Regions from separate parts of the Homo sapiens genome. Here region 2 is linked to region 1. The links are chromatin contacts, found by Hi-C or POLR2A ChIA-PET in ENCODE. All regions are on one chromosome and are shown on one strand. Each heading gives the region's core, a stretch centred on a gene start or an enhancer-like site at or near the end of the contact. The rest is flanking DNA. Distances are from core to core; before and after follow the strand shown. Region 1 holds the start of ZNF414 (zinc finger protein 414). Region 2 holds the start of DHPS (deoxyhypusine synthase).

Evidence for each region. A loop is a pair of places that touch in the nucleus more often than their neighbours do. ChIA-PET counts read pairs that join two places held with the same protein, here RNA polymerase II (POLR2A). Pooled maps may share reads with other maps.
Region 2: a loop to region 1 is called in a pooled map, with 4 times the contacts of the local background. The contact joins the promoter of DHPS here to the promoter of ZNF414 in region 1. A Hi-C loop is called at or near these places in 1 of 50 pooled maps. POLR2A ChIA-PET finds 5 or more read pairs at or near these places in 2 of 52 experiments (WTC11 and activated T-cell).

What each region holds. Positions count from the first base shown.
Region 1 is chr19:8,512,752-8,515,755 of GRCh38, reverse strand. It overlaps ZNF414 (zinc finger protein 414), which reads left to right and starts at 1,589. Exons shown (of 8, transcript NM_001146175.2): 1 at 1,589-1,712; 2 at 2,415-2,727. The coding sequence starts at 1,710. RefSeq lists a silencer at 1,579-1,888.
Region 2 is chr19:12,680,522-12,683,296 of GRCh38, reverse strand. It overlaps DHPS (deoxyhypusine synthase), which reads left to right and starts at 1,417. Exons shown (of 9, transcript NM_001930.4): 1 at 1,417-1,737. The coding sequence starts at 1,531. RefSeq lists enhancers at 1-196, 720-1,242, 1,308-1,602, 1,243-1,766 and cis regulatory regions at 1,126-1,660, 1,686-2,186.

The DNA of each region.
Region 1 (3,004 bases), core at 340-2,839:
ACAAAAAAAACCCTACAGTTGCCTAGAACTCAACGAATACCTCTTGAATGGCAGCATGATGAGATCTAAGATGATCTCATCTTAGATGATATGGCAGCAGAGAGATCTAAGATGTTAGATCTACCTTACCGCCCTCTCAACAGCCCATCCTACTCCAAGTGACTGCCAGGAATCAGATGATGCGCCTCCCCCTGCTAAAAATTCATCAGTGGTTACAACATAAACCACACTCCTCTCTCTGCACCACTCCCATGGCCCTGCGTGACCTGCCGCGCACCATATTCGCTTTCTGACCTCCACACCCCGCCTCCACTCTGCTCCAGTGGTGCCCTGGCCACCTCGCTGCTCTTTGACCAAAATAAGCCCGTCCTGCCCCACTCCAGGACATCACCACCAGCTATCCGGTAGAGCCCCCTGCTCCTCGGGCTTTCCACCAGCTCACTCCTTGATCATCTGGAGACAGCTCCGAAGTCACCTCCTCAGAGTGGCTTCCCTGACCCATCACTTCGACATTTCATTGTTTCCTTCATTGCTCTGAATAGGACAAAAGATTGTTTTTGCACTTGTTGATTTACTATTTCCCCATTTTTATTTAACTTTTAGAGATGGGGGTCTCGCTTTTTCGACCAGGCAGGAGTGCAGTGGTGCCATCACGCTCACTGCAGCCTCGACGTCCCTGGCTCGAGCGATGCTGTTTCCCCATTTTAAAATGTGAGTGCAAGGGGAGGCGAGGTGGCTCACGCCTGCAATCCTAACATTTGGGAGGCCAAGGCGGGAGGATCGCTTGAGCCCAGGAGTTTGAGACCGGCCTGGGCAACACACAGAGAGACCCTGTCTCTAAAAAGAATTTAAAAATTAGCTGGGCATGGTGGCACACGCCAGTAATCCCAGCTACTCGGGAGGCTGAGATGGGAGGATCGCCTGAACCCAGGAGGTCAAGGCTGTAGCGAGCTATGATCGCATCACTGCACTCCAGCCTGGGCGACAGAGCAAGACCCTGTCTCAACACTATAAAAAATAAAGAACTGGCCGGGCGCGGTGGCTCACGCCTGTAATCCCAGTACTTTGGGAGGCCGAGGCGGGTGGATCACCTGAGGTCAGGAGGTGACGACCAGCCTGGACAACATGGTAAAACCCAGTCTCTACTAAAAATACAAAAAATTAGCCAGACGTGGTGGTGGGCGCCCGTAATCCCAGCCACTTGGGAGGCTGAGGCAGAAGAATCGCTTGAACCCAGGAGGCGGAGGTTGCAGTGAGCCGAGATCGCGCCATTAAACTCCAGCCTGAGCAACAAGAGCGAAACTCTGTCTCAAAAAAAAATAAAAAATATAAAGAAAGAACTGCTGTTTATCGCCTGTCCAGGGCTGATCTTGGGACAAGACTAGAGGGATGAAGGTGCCCACTTTGAAGACTAGGACAGCGAGGTCATCCCGGATCTCCGTGCACGGAGTCTGCTGAAGTGCGCGCTGACTGCCCGGGGATAGATAGCAAGATTGCACCAGCGTCCGACCTGAGCTCCAGGGTGACTCTGCCCTCAGGCCCCGCCCCCTCTCCGAGCGCCCTGCGCAGGCCCCGCCCCCAGTCTCGCGAGAGCTGAGAGGTGGAAAATGGCGCTGACGTGAGCGCGAACTCGCACTGCCCAGAGGGTGGCCGCCGCCTAAGCTGCAGCCGCCGGAGCCGCAGAAACAAGAGGCCGAGCCGTGTCGAAGATGGTGAGCGCGGCACCGGGGTCGCGGGCGCGGCGGAGCTGCGGGGACTGGCGGGGAGCGGCCCTGTCGCGCCTACAGCCTCCGGCCGACCCCGCCCCCACATCCGGGCACCCGTCCGCCGCTGGCTGTCACTCGGAGAGCGCCCTACTTCCGGGCCCGGCCCGGAATGGACCACGCCCGTCAGGCTAGGACTCCGCCCCTAAACTTCTTACATCCGGGCCCCCAGCACCTCCAAGATTGTCCACACTGCTCGAGGCCGGCCGGTCTCGGTCCTCAGACAATCCATGTCTAGCTCCTCTAGCATCTTCCCAGTCCATGCCTGCCCATAGCCCCGCCTCCGTAGCCTTGGCCCCGCCCACTCCCTCTAGGCCACGCTTGTGTGCATACTGGGGCTCCCACCTATCCTAGTTGAGGAGAGCAGATGTTTCTCCCGTATGCATAAGGAGCTCAATCCGGGCCAGTGCAGTGGCTGACGACTCTAATCCCAGCACTTTGGGAGGCTGAGGCAGGAGGATCACTTGAGACCAGGGGTTCAAGACCAGTGAGGGCAACATGGCGAGACCCCATCTTTATAAAAAGAAAAAAAGAGCTTAGTCCACCCTTACGTATTCCCCTATCCTCTCCTGCTGGTGATTCCTTAGGATGGGGGCCGACTGGGTTGACCCAGAGCCCAGAAGGGTTCTCTCCGCCTCTTCCTTCCACCAGGAGGAGAAACCCTCAGGGCCCATCCCAGACATGCTGGCCACTGCAGAGCCCAGCTCCAGTGAGACCGACAAGGAGGTGTTGTCCCCGGCTGTGCCAGCTGCAGCCCCTTCCTCCTCCATGTCGGAGGAGCCAGGCCCTGAGCAGGCAGCCACACCGCCAGTGTGGGAACGTGGAGGGGCTGGAGGGATGCAGCAGGGCTCCTCCCCAGCCCCAGACAGCTGCCAGCCTGGCCCCGGACCCAGCCCTGGCCTGACCAGCATAGTCTCCGGGACCAGCGAGGACCTGCGGCCTCCCAGACGACGCCCACCTCCAGGTGATCTGTGATGGGGTCTTCTGGGGAATCACAGTCCCTGAAACAATAGAAGCGAGACGTAGAGAATCTCTAACCTCAGGGCCTTTCTAGAGGGATGCCACTCATCATTTTACGGAGCAGCCGGTGGATGCCAGGCTGTGGCTCCAATGGTGAGCCTGGCCAGTCCAGCCCCTGCACTGTGGCAGACCAGTCTGTTGTGGTAGGCAGAGAGTAAAGGCCCCAGCACATCATATTTGCTTCTCTGGGGCAGAACCCTGGGGTCAGGGACAGCACTAGT
Region 2 (2,775 bases), core at 168-2,667, 4.2 Mb before region 1:
CTCTACTAAAAATACAAAATATTAGCCGGGCGTGGTGGCCGGCGCCTGTAGTCCCAGTTACTGGGGAGGCTGAGGCAGAAGAATGGCGTGAACCTGGGAGGCGGAGGTTGCAGTGAGCCGAGATCGTGCCACTGCACTCCAGCCTGGGAGACAGCGCAAGACTCTAGCTCAAACAAACAAACAAACAAAACAGCAACAACAACAACAAAACCATCCTCCCCTCCCGAGGGGACAGAACAGAAACGAATGGGCGAGTGCCGGGCCAAGCAGTGGGTCTCCAGCAGGTGGCATTAAAATAGGAATTTTGGCTGGGGACGGTGGCTCACACCTGTAATCTCAGCACTTTGGAAAGCCCAGGCGGGCGGTCACCTGAGGGCAGAACCAGCCTCGCCAACATGGTGAAATGCCATCTCTACTAAAAATAAAAAATTAGCCAGGCCTGGTGGTGGGTGTCTGTAATCCCAGCAACTCGGGAGGCTGAGGCAGGAGAATCGCTTGAACCAGGGGGGCAGAGGTTGCAATGAGTCAAGATTGCACCACCGCACTCCAGCCTGCGTAACAAGAGCGTGTAACTCTTGTCTCAAAAATAAATTAAATAAATAAATAATAAAAATAAAAAAGAATCTTCATTCATGGGAAGTCGAGAACACATGAAAACAAGTAAAGGCCGAAGCGCAGTGGCTCACGCCTGTAATCCCAGCACTTTGGGAGGCTGAGGCGGGCGGATAACCTGAGGTCGGAAGTTCGAGACCAGCCTGACCAACAGGGAGAAACCCCGCCTCTACTAAAAATACAAAATTAGCCGGGCATGGCGGTGCATGCCAGTAGTCCCAGCTACTCGGGAGGCTGAGGCAGGAGAATCGCTTGAACCCGGAATGTGGAGGTTGTGGTGAGCTGAGATCGGGCAATTGCACTCCAGCCTGGGCAACAAGAGCGAAACCCTGTATCAAAAAAAAAAAAAAGAAAAAAAAAGGAAGAAAAGGCCTAAAGGCGCCGGGCGCGGTGGGTCACGCCTGTAATCCCAGCACTTTGGGAGGCCGAGGCGGGCGAATCACGAGGTCAGGAGATCGAGACCAGGTGAAACCCCGTCTCTACTAAAAATACAAAAAAATTAGCCGGGCGTGGTGGTGGGCGCCTGTAGTCCCAGCTACTCGGGAGGCTGAGGCAGGAGAACAGCGTGAACCCGGAAAGCGGAGCTGGCAGTGAGCTGAGATCGCGCCACTGCACTCCAGCCTGGGTGACAGAGCGAGACTCCGTCTCAAAAAAAAAAAAAAAAAAAAAAAGAAAGAAAGGGCCTAAAGGCTCCTCGCGGCTTCCGTATTACGGAACACACGCACAAAAATGGCGGCGACCTGGTTTACAGGGGCTAAAAATGGTCACGTGATAAACCAACTTCCGGTCTTTCGCCCAAAGCACGTTCCCTACTTCCTGTGCTCTTGCGGAGACGCGCGCGTCGGGGTTTAACGCGTTTCTGGGCCGCCGTAAGCCCGGCCTAGGGGCAGCTTTGACTCGAGAGCCGGCTATAGGCGCATGGAAGGTTCCCTGGAACGGGAGGCGCCAGCGGGGGCGCTGGCCGCCGTGCTAAAGCACAGCTCGACGTTGCCGCCCGAAAGCACCCAGGTCCGGGGCTACGACTTCAACCGCGGTGTGAATTACCGCGCACTGCTGGAGGCCTTCGGCACCACCGGCTTCCAAGCAACCAACTTCGGGCGCGCTGTACAGCAAGTCAATGCCATGGTGAGGACCGGGCGGAATTTCTAGGGACGCGGAGGGGCGTGGCTTGTAGAACCAACGCGGTACTAGACGGGGGCAGCGTTTCCAGTGGAGGGGATATGTCTTTTATTTGAGTTGCCCAATAGTTGGAGGAAGGCGGGACCTATTCTGGGCGGGAGTTTCTGTCCTGGGAAGGGGATTTTGCACTCTGGTAGTTACATGCTGGTACGGTAACCTGAGGAGGCGAGGACTGATTCTTGGTGTGGGGGCGGGTTCTAGGTACATTTAAAGCTTTCTGGAATGGGCGGAGCCTGGGGCAAGACAAATTAAGGGAGGATATGGGAGGAGGAGCCTAAGTCTGGGCGGTTCTTGAATTTAGATTTGCTTTTCCCAGCGGGGAAGGGACCGGATCTGAAAGGAGATGCTCTCTGATTCCTAAAAGGGTGGGGGCTGGCTGGGCGCGGTGGCGCATGCCTATAATCCCAGCATTTTGGGAAGCCGAGGCGGGTGGATCAAGAGAAGAGGAGTTCGAGACAAGCCTGGCCAACATGGTGAAACCCTGTCTCTACTAAAATGCAAAAAATTAGCCGGGCATGGTGTTGCGCGCCTGTAGTCCCAGCTACTCGGGAGGCTGAGGCAGGAGAATCGCTTGAACCCGCGAGGTGGAGGTTGCAGTGAGCTGAGATTGCGCCACTGCACTCCAGCCTGGTGACAGAGCGATACTCTGTCTCAAAAAAAAAAAAAAAAAAAGGCCGGGCACGGTGGCTCATGCCTGTAATCTCAGCATTTTGGGAGGCCGAGGCGGGCGGATCACCTGAGGTCGGGAGTTCGAGACCAGCCTGACCAACATGGAGAAACCCCGTCTCTACTAAAATGCAAAAAATTAGCCGGGCATGGTGGTGCGCGCCTGTAGTCCCAGCTACTCGGGAGGCTGAGGCAGGAGAATCGCTTGAACCCGGGAGGTGGAGCTTGCAGTGAGCCGAGATCGCGCCATTGCACTCTAGCCTGGGTAACAAGAGTGAAACTCCGTCCAAAAAAAAAAAAAAAAGGGTGGGGGCAAAT